Linked DNA regions of Homo sapiens: region 2 is linked to region 1. Evidence: read pairs that join two places in POLR2A ChIA-PET (ENCODE). Cell type or tissue: B cell. All regions are shown on one strand. Links, peaks and the distances in the headings refer to the core of each region. The heading gives the core; the rest is flanking DNA.

Region 1 (5,385 bases), core at 125-5,124:
AGACTGGGGTTCTGCAGCCTCTGCCTCTGGGGTTCAAGCGATTCTCGTGCCTCAGCCTCCTGAGTAGCTAGGATTACAGGTACATGCTACCATGCCTGGCTAATTTTTGTATTTTTAGTGGAGACTGAGTTTTGCCATGTTAGTCAGGCTGGTCTTGAACTCCTGGCCTTAAGTGATCTGCCTGCCTTAGCCTCCCAGAGTGTTGGGATTACAGGCGTGAGCCACCACACCTGGCTGGAAGGACTTCTTAACCTTGATAAAAGGAATATAAAATTTTTGTCGTTGATCCAGGTAAAGCACAGAAAGAATCTTGTTTTTACTCAGGGCTCTATGTGATTTTCATTAGAAATAAAATTCCCAAGGTGTTTCACACATTGGTTCAGAGTCTAAAATCACCCTGTCCACTGGATGCAGACATTTCTTTTTCTTTTTGAGATGGAGTTTCGCTCTTTTTGCCCAGGCTGGAGTGTAATGCCACGATCTCGGCTCACTGCACTGCCTCCAGGGTTCAAGTGATTCTCCTGCCTCAGCCTCCCGAGTAGCTGGGATTACAGGTGCCCACCACCACGTCCAGCTAATTTTATATTTTTAGTACAGATGGGGTTTCACCCGTCTCTACTGGAAATCCAATGAGACCTAATTAGCTAGACTTTTCAGGATAGAGTACCAGAGAAAAGAGAGCTACGCACAGAGGGAACTCCAGATGACTGTGTAGGGTCCCTCTTGAGTATTCGGTGAAGTACTAATTAGTGCATCCTTGTGAAGAAACAACCCAAGGCAGTGAAAGAACCACCTGAAAGGATCAGAGAAAACAATATCTGGCAATCATGCACTAACACAGTGCTGTGAATAGTCCCACCAACTAGATTGGAAAACTTCTATGGGGCACAGAACATTGGGTACTCAGAAGGGTCTTGCTTCAGATAGCCTTAGCCCAAATGTTGCAATGGTCACAACTAAAAATTCTTTTTTTTTTTTTTTTTTTTTTTTTTTTTAGTTACGGGGTGGGTCTTGCTGTGTCACCCAGGCTGGAGTGCAGTGGCATGATCATAGCTCATTGCAGCCTCGAACTCCTGGGCCTAAGTGATCCTTCTTTCTCAGCCTCCTGAATAACTGGGACTACAGGTGTGCACCACCATGCCCAGCTAATATTCTCATGTTTTTGTAGAGACAGGGCCTCACTTTGTTGCCTAGGCTGTTTTCAAACTCCTGGCCTCCCAAAGTGCTGGAATTAACAGGCATGAGCCATTGTGCTCTAATTTTTTTTTTTTTTTTTTTGAGACGAGTTCCCACTCTGTTACCCAGGCTGGAGTGCAGTGGCACGATCTTGGCTCACTGCAACCTCAGCCTCCCGGGTTCGAGCAAGCAATTCTCCTGCCCTCAGCCTCTGGAGTAGCTGGGACTACAGGCCGCACCACCATGCCCGGCTTATTTTTGTATTTTTAGTAGAGACGGGGTTTCACCATGTTGACCAGGGTGGTCTCAAACTCCTGACCTCAGGTGATCCACACGCCTCGGCCTCCCAAGGTGCTGGGATTACAGGCGTGAGCCACCGCGCCCAGCTCAAAATTCTTAAAAGCAAGACCTGAAAGGACCAACTTGTTTTTAAGTAATTTAACTGCACCCAAGAGCAAAGCTCAAGAATAGAAATAGAATCAAATAATTAAAAAGGTAAGTGAGAGTACGGTTCATTTTTGAGATGGCAGCACAGGGAGCTCTGTGGACCCAGTCTCTAGCAAACAAGTGTAAGTGGTGAAAACTATTTTTAAAAACCAATCATTCAAGTCTCTGGAAGTTGCTGGGTGTGGTGGTGTACCTGTAGTCTCAGGTACTTGGGAGGCTGAGGCAGGAAGATTGCTTGAGCCCAGGAATTTGAGACTGTAGTGAGCTATGATCATACCACTGCATTCTGGCCTGGGTGACAGCAAAACCCCATCTCTTAAATTACATATATAAAATACATATATTGTGTGTATATATATATATATATATATAAAATATATATATTGTATATATATATAAAATATATAGTATATATATAAAAAATATATATAGTATATATATAAAAATATATAGTGTATATATATACAATATATATAGTATATATATATAATATATAATATAGATATTATATATTTTTTATATATATAAAATTATATATATTGTATATATATATATAAAAATATATAATATATATATAATGTATATATATAAATGGGAAATCCAGAAGGCCACACACATATCCAGAGCTAGACCCATGTTCAGAAAATACACAAAAAGACCCCAAGCTTTTAACTCTAACTGATCTGTAGGCTCTGTATAAGCAGGAAGTAAAGACTAAGGCAGAACTGAAAATAGCCTGGCTAAGTATTTAAGGAGTGCCCCAGTTCAAAGCCAATCTGTAAAGACCAGGAAAATATGTTTTGTTTTGTTTTTGTTTCTAGGTTTTTAAGGAAATCTCTATCAAATTTCTGACCGCTAAGCTAATTGAACAGAGATTTCAATGACCATGCATAACAAAGAATACGGTCTTTACAAAAATACTCTAGAAAACCAAATAAACAACTACAACCCCAAACAAGCAACAACAACAAACCTTGGATAAGGGAAAGAATTTGATTTCTAGTGGCATCACATTATAATATTCAAAACATCCAGTTTTCAACAAAAAAGTTACAAGACATGCAAAGAAACAAGAAAGTAGGGCATTCACAAGGAAATAATATTAATAGTAACTATCCCCAAGGAAGCTGAGACATTGGACTTAATAGACAGTTTAAATCAGCTGTTTTAAATATGCTCAAGGAACTAAAGGAAACCATGGACAAAGAACTAAAGGAAACCAGGAGAACAGTGTTTCACCAAATAGATCATATCAATAAGGAGATAGAAATTAAAAAAGAACCAAATACAAATCCTCAAGCTAAAAATTGCAGTAACTTCTTATAAGACTTACCAATCATACATTGAAATAGTGTTTCTAGTTTCCATCACTTATATTCTCCTGTTCCTTATGACAGACCTTTTAGGTTGACAGAACAGACATTGTTATCCCTATTTTATATAAGAAGGATACAAGGATCAGATAAAGTAAGATTTACTTAAGTTTACCAGATTCTTATGTGGCATAGCTAGAACTAGAGCCTGGGTAGGGCGGCATGGTAGTTAGGAGAACAAGTTCTGGAGTCAAATTGCCTGATTCTGTCTACCACTTACTAATTATATCACTTTGAGCGAGTTACTTAACCTTTTTAAAGCTCCATTTCCTCATCTGTACAGTGGAGATATTTATAGTGTCTGTGTCTTAGGGTCGTTCTGAGTGTTGTTCAGTGTTATATTGAAATAACATATACACTCCTTGGCCAATGCCTAAAAAATAGTAAATGCTTACATATTGGATAATATTATTATTTGGACTATTCTAATTAATGTTTTTCCCCCTACACCATGATGCTTTTATAGTTTTTTGCTTTCACTCATGTAACCTTCTAGGATTGCCTTTGTCTTAATTGATCTTTTTGTTCTCTGAATATAACACGAACTCGTCTTTACCACACCAAAATAGTCACTATAATGCTGGCGTTATAGACTTTAGCACATGTCTAATATATACCTAGATTTTATGTTTTTTAAAAAATTATCTACCAAGCCTTACATAGCGTCTTGCCTACATTGAGTCCTGAAAAAGACAGTTGTTGGGTGAATTATTTCTAGCTGAAATGAAGGCTTTGTGGAAGGGATAGATTTTTATTTTATTGATATATAACATTTTACGTATTTATGGGGTACTTGTCATAAATATGTATAAAATGTGTAATGATCAAGTCAGGGTATTTGGGTTATCTGTCACCTTGATTATCATTTCTGTATATTGGGAACATTTTTAGTCCTCTCTTATAGCTACTTTGAAATACACCAGACATTGTTGCTAACTATAGGCACCCTACTGTGCTACTGAACATTAGAACTTACATCTTCTATCTAACTGTATGTTTGTACCCATAGTCAGCCTCTTTTCATCCCTGAATTATCTGTGGAATTCAATGGATAGAGAGACCTGCTATATGAGCAAAGCTGTGCTAGCCAGAAGCACAGTGTATTTGGCCGTGCACGGTGGCTCACACTCATAATCCCAGCACTTTGGGAGGCTGAGGCGGGCGGATCACCTGAGGTCAGAATTTCGAGACCAGACTGGCCAACATGGTGAAACCCCATCTCTACTAAAATACAAAAATTAGCCGGACATGGTGGCGGGCACCTGTAATCCTAGCTACTCGGTAGGCTGAGGCAGGAGAATTGCTTGAACCTGGGAGGCGGAGGTTGCAGTGAGCCAAATTCATGCCACTGCACTCCAGCCTGGGTGACAGAGCGAGACTCTGTCTCAAAAAAAAAAAAAAAAGAAGCACAGTGTATTCAGGACATGTGTATTAAATTTAAAATGCCCGAACTAAGAGTGGCAGTAGGCATGGAAACCTGAAAAATTTTAGAAACTTTACCTCATTTGTTATAATTAACATGAGCAAGGTACCTAGCACTTGAAGATTTGGGGGTAGGGCATAGTTTCAGAGTTTGAGATAATAGTCTAGTATGTCTGTCATACTTAGGTTTTTAAAAGTAAGGTAACAAAGTTGACTCTGTGTGTGTGTGTGTGTGTGTGTGTGTGTGTGTGTGTGTGTGAAGGCCAGAAATGAAACACTTAACTTGCCATGGGTTTTGCCGATGAGTATGGTCATTATGTTTATGTTATCTGTCACTAGATGGTTGGACTCTACCTCTTCCTATAATTCCTGCTCTATGCCTTTGAAAGAGAGAATAATACTTAAAAACAATTGACAAATGGGTTTGAGTAGCAGAATTTTTGAGGTATAATCTTTTTTAAAAAAATTTTTTTTTGAGATGGGGGTCTCACTATATTGCCCAGGCTGGCTTCAAACTCCTGGGCTCAAACGATCCTCCTGCGTCAGCCTCCTGAGTAGCTGGGACTACAGGCATGCACTACTGTGCCCAGCAAATGGCAGAAATTTTGGATTTGACTTTTTTTTTTTTTTTGAGATGGAGTCTCACTCTGTCACCCAGGCTGGAGTGTGGTGGCGTGATCGCGGCTCACTGCAAGCTCCGCCTTCTGGGTTCACGCCATTCTCCTGCCTCAGCCTCCTGAGTAGCTGGGACTACAGGCGCCCGCCACCACGCCTGGCTAATTTTTTGTATTTTTAGTAGAGATGGGGTTTCACCGTGTTAGCCAGGATGGTCTCGATCTCCTGACCTTGTGATCCGCCCACCTCGGCCTCCCAGAGTGCTGGGATTACAGGCGTGAGCCACCGCGCCCGGCCAAAAAACCATAACTTTTAAAACTGCAAAATGTCTTTTTGATTCTTCACATTCCTG
Region 2 (5,385 bases), core at 267-5,266, 82 kb after region 1:
TTTTTTTTTGGGGTTGGGGGGACAGAATCATGCTCTGTTGCTTAGGCTGGAGTGCAATGGCGCAATCTCAGCTCATTGCAGCCACTGCCTTCTTGGTTCAATTGATTCTCCTGTTTCAGCCTCCCGAGTAGCTGAGATTACAGGCGTGCACCACCACGCCAGCTAATTATTTTCTTTTTAGTAGAGACAGGATTTCACCATGTTGGCCAGGCTGGTCTGCAACTCCTGACCTCAGGTGATTCGCCTGCCTCGGCTTCCCAAAGTGCTGGGATTACAGGCATGAACCACTGTGCCTGGCCTGAGGTCTTAGATTTAAGTCTTTAATCCGTTTTGATTTGATTTTTGTATACAATGAGAGATAGGGGCCTAGTTTTATTCTTCTGCATATGGTTTTCCCACCATTTATTGAAGAGACTATCATATCATTTTCGTGGCTGTGTGATATTATAGTCTATGTGTATGCATGATTAACTCTTACAGCTTCTTATAGTGAAAAATTATCAAACGTGCAGAGTAGAGAGAATGATGGTATGAATCACTGTATACCCAACTGAGTCAAAGCGAATTTACATGTAACGTGGATATATAAAGGCAAGTTGCCCTTGGCTCCTCTGCAAGTTTATATCTCACTGCCCTTGTTGAGAGATCCTGTTTTCCCAAACACACCATTGAGTTGATTATTGAGCTTGGGCAGACTCTTTAAACCCAAGCTCTCTTGTCTTTTTTTTTTTTTTTCCAAACAGCTTTACTGAGATACAACTCACATACCATATAGTTCACTCATTTAAAGTATACAATTTCATCTGTTTTAGTATATTTACAAAGTCATGCAGCCATCGCCATAATCTGATTTTAGAACATTTTCACCACTCCAAAAGGAAAAAACATCAGCAGTGTTATGAGTTGAATGGTGTCCCCCCAAACTCATATGTTGAAGTCCTTATCCCCAGTACCTCAAAGTGACCTTATTTGGAAATTGAGTTGTGGATGTATTTAGTTAAGATGAGATCATACTGGAGTATGGCAGGTCTCTAATCCAGCATGAGTGGTGTCCTTTTAGAAGGGGGAGGTTTGGAAACAGACACACACTCTGGGAGAATGCCATGTGAAGATTAGAGTTATGCCACCACAGGCGAAGGAACTCAGAAGCCAGGAGAGAGCCTGGGATAAGCCCTTTCCTTGCACCTGCAGAGAGAGGATGATAGCTTGATCTTGGACTTTTAGCCTCAAGAACTGTGTGACATAAACTTCCGATTTTTAAGCCACTTGGTTTGTGATACTTTGTTACGGTAGTCCTAGAAAAGGAGCACAGTCATTCTTCATTCTCCCCCACCCCACGTCAGTCCTATGAAGCTGGCAATCTGATGTCTCCAGATTTACTTATTCTGGATGTTTCATGTAAATGGGATTATACAATATGTGGTCTTTTTGACTGGCTACTTTCACTTCGGGTAAAGTTTTTGAGGTTTATTCGTGTTGTAGTATGTATCAGTATTCTTATTGCTATATGGTATTACATTATATAGATATACCACATTTTGTTAACCCATTCATTAGTTGATAGATCTGCCTTTTAAGCTCGAGCTAATTTTTCTCCATTCTACAAGTTTGATTTCAGGGGATACTGATTGAGCACCTCTATGTAGAATCCTGTGCTAGGTGCTGTAGAGACTAGGCATGAAAACAGGATATTCTTACCTTCTGGCAGTTTAGACTCTGTGGGAGAGAAAACAGCATGCAAACAGCATAATCCAAAACAGATTACAAATTTACATGGTAGAATTGAAAGTAAAGAACTGCGAAGGCAAGAGGAACGGGAATTTGTGACTGGGGAAGAGGGGAGCCTTCCCTAATGAGGGTTACTTGAAATATTGTCTTGCAGAATGATGGGAGGCTTTTGATGAGGGAGGGAGATGAGATGAATGGAGAATGAGAAAGGAATTCAGACTGAGAAAACAATGTGTAAATGTTTGGTCTGGATCAAAGGGAACCTAAAACTGTAGTGCTACTAATCTTTTAGGAATTTAGTATCCCTAACTAGCCAAATATTTGAATTCAGAAGAGTGATATGTTGAGGTTGGGGAACGGGTTGCTTTTTCTTCCACTGGTGGGCTACCAGAGGATTTGAGTGGCATAGAGCTCAATATTTTAATTCTCCCATTTTTGACTTTGAGTTGCATTCTCTTGCCTCAGGCAGACCCATGTGGTCAGGGAAGTAGGTGAGCTACTTCTAGGAAACATACTTGAAGTGCACTTAAAAGCTAGGCTGTATTTCTACACCTTGGAAGAGAAGTAGCTTTCCTCCCACCCCTCCCCACTGAAGAACAATTTGGGCTGAGCCAAGAGGATGGAGGTGTACTTGGTGGATGGAGCCCATGGATTGGAAGGGGCTGAGCACAAGGCATTGATGGCTTCTTCACAACTTCTGTAGATGGGGAAGCCTCCTGAGATGCAAGGCTGGTGGGCGGGATGCAGACGGATTTATGGATATACATTTGGATTTGGGAGAGGCTCTTTCGGCCTTCTCTTTTCTCCCAGCTCCGAGGATGTGATTAAACTCTTCATCTAGGCTCTCTGGAAATTGGAGGGTGTTTCCTACTCTTTACCCTTTGTGGTTGGGCAATGGAGCATGACTATCCTGGAGAAAAATGAGAGGAGGCTGACAATGTGGCCCCTGGACAGATTCTGTCCTGAAAATGAAACTACATTTACATTTCACCCAGGAGATGTTTTTGATTTTGAGCAATTAAGATTTGCTTTTTCTTTATTTAGAACTCAGTGACATACACAGACCTTTGGCTGACCCCTTGAATAAACTAAGTGAATAGTCTTCTGGGTACTATGGGGCAAGTTGCTAGGTCTTGCACAAACTCAACTGGGGCAGGTATTGAGTCAGAGAATCCCTGGCTTTTCTGGCAAGTCTCTTCCCAGTGTACTGGGCTTGAGTTCTGGACTACTCATTGAGAATTCCTAATTTATGTTATTCCTTTCTTCTCTTCCTTCATTAAACAAATATTGTGAGTGCCAACTATGTGGCAGGCACTGGGATAGGTCCTGGTTATTCCCGGGAGAATCAATGGTGATCAGAATAGTCTCTGCCATCATGGGGCTTAGAACGTAGTAGAGGGGACAGATAATTAAACAGTTACAGAACAATGTGGGACCTGCTAGGAGGGAGGAAGTAGAGGGTACTGTAGGAACATGGGGAAGGGGAACTTCCTCTGGATTGGGGGCACGGGAAGTCTGATAGGAGGAAGTAAAGAAAAGGGGGAGTGTGATGGTGGTGGAGAGTGTGGCAGAGTTGGCTCATACAATAGGGAGTATGTGCCAGGCAGCACAGATCACAGGATCAAAGGCCCAAAGGCAAGAATGACATTGAAAATGAAAAGTTCTCTATAGTTAGAACAGAGAGCAGGAGGAAGGAAATGATGAGAGAAGAAATTGGTGAGGCAGGCAGAGGTGAGTCCTTAAAGGGCCTTGTAGGCACCTTAAAGAGTTTGGGCTTTTATCTCTAGGGCAATGGGAAGCGGATGAAGAATATTTTAAAAGTCACATAGTGACAGCATCCAAAACGCATTTGAGAAGGACTAATTTAGGGAAGAGGTAGCTGATATAAAGAGAAGAGGATAGATTCCAGAGATATTTATAGGGTGGAATCATGGAAACTGGGAAATGGGTTGCATGTGGGCTGAGGGAGAGGGTGGTTTCAAGGGACAGTCCAAAGTTTCTAGCTTGAATAAGTAGCAGGATAGTTGTCTTAATTCATTTTGCATTGGCAAAACAGAATCCTAGAGACTGGGTCACTTATAAAGAAAAGAAATCTGTTTCTCACAGTTCTGCTGGCTGGCAAGTCCAACATCAAGGTATCAGCGTCTCATGAGGGCCTTCTTGCTATGCTACCCCATGGTGAAAGGGAGAAGGGCAAGATAGCACATGAAAAAAAGAGCAAGAGAGCAAACTTGCAGCCTCAAGCCCTTTTATAACAGCATTAATCCACTCATTATGGTGGAGCCCTCATGGCCTAATCACTCCTCATGAGGCCTACCTTCCAACACTGTTGCATTGGGGATTAAGTTTCCAACACAGGCTTTTGCGGGGATACATTCAAACCACAGCAATGGTGGTGTCTGTCCCTGGAGTTTTCCTTAGCTTGTGGTGGGACCTTGGACAAGCCACCTCTTTCCTTGGATCTTTAGGTTTCTCATTAGATAGGTAATTAGACTCAATGGACTAATTAGACTAGGTAATAATTCCTAGTCACCACCTTGGCAGGATCATCATGGGGATGCAATAATAAAACCTGTGTGAAAAGCAGTGTCCTGTACTCTTTCCATAACGCTGACAGGCCCAGCAGAAGCAAAATCTGTGCCTCCCCTGGTTTTCTCTGTTTTCTCCTCCTTATCTAAAATTCTAAGCACTTGGTCTCTTAGGAACTGGTGAGACCTCTGCCCATTCCAGCAGCTGAGGCTTCATTGGGGACCTCTCTAGGGATTCTGAAACCGGCTTTTGTTGAAAACAATGATATCATTGAGTAGGTGGAGCTGGGCCGGACTTTCCTCAGCCGGTTGAAGGAGAAATGGGGTCTTTATGACTTCTGTACTTGTGGCTCTTTTCCAGCCTCTTCCATGGCTCCCATGTGTCTCACTTCCCCCCTTTCCTCCTTGCAGAAAACTGGCAGTCTCCACGTTTTCTCCTCTTGCATCAGTCTCCCCGGGGAGAGGGCCAGAAGGGCCAAGGAGCTATAATGGCTGCATTATATCAAGCATGGTTTCTTTTTCCAAGGCCCCCCTTCTGGAGAAGGGAAGGGCAAGTCATGGAAAGGGACTCCTTTGGAGGGAGACTGGAGTGCTGGGGAAAAGAGTGATCTAAGTGTTGGAAGGAATGTCAGGCTCTTTGTATTCTAGAAGCTCTTTATCTCTTGACTCACTGATGCTAGATTTGGGGCTTGGGTAAGAATGCAAAGGTCAAACTGGCCTCTCAGGGATATGGTGATAGGAATATGGGTTTGGAGAAGGAGGGCAGCCATGTTGAGTGAGTATCCTTAATTCCTGATCCCTAGACTGGCCTTGCTCTCTGCTCTCAACACGCACACATGCATGCACACACGTGTGCGTGCACATATACATCCCTTCTCCATAACTGTGTAGACAGCTTTTTAGGAGAAACTAGAAATTGGTTACCACACTGGTTTGCAGCTGTTCCAGGAAGGAAGATGAGCTGTGAAACAGTGCCTTCTGGGGACCAGACAGTGACACCTGCCCTCTGCATGGTGTCAGCATTTGCCAAGCACTTGGGAGCTGCAGGTGCCAAGCCAGGAGAGGGGCAGGAAACCTAGGCCTGCCTCACTGGCTGCTGAAGCCCCATCCCCTAGCATAGTGCCTGCAC

The links. ChIA-PET counts read pairs that join two places held together with the same protein. Peaks named below come from ENCODE experiments on the same cell type or tissue, not always from the same donor. Only the 100,000 strongest peaks of a DNase experiment are listed, where the experiment ranks them.
Region 2: POLR2A ChIA-PET joins it to region 1 with 8 read pairs; 3 of 35 experiments call an interaction of 5 or more read pairs at or near these places.

Annotation. Positions count from the first base shown.
Region 1 is chr5:157,627,658-157,633,042 of GRCh38, reverse strand. All of the region lies in intron 4 of SOX30 (SRY-box transcription factor 30), which reads left to right. Among named protein-coding and RNA genes, the nearest start is that of SOX30, 22 kb to the left of the region's middle. In B cell, for the core only: no CTCF peak of the experiment used is centred there; no DNase peak of the experiment used is centred there.
Region 2 is chr5:157,546,037-157,551,421 of GRCh38, reverse strand. All of the region lies in intron 3 of ADAM19 (ADAM metallopeptidase domain 19), which reads left to right. Among named protein-coding and RNA genes, the nearest start is that of ADAM19, 27 kb to the left of the region's middle. In B cell, for the core only: no CTCF peak of the experiment used is centred there; no DNase peak of the experiment used is centred there; H3K4me3 peaks cover 620 bases; H3K27ac peaks cover 5,000 bases.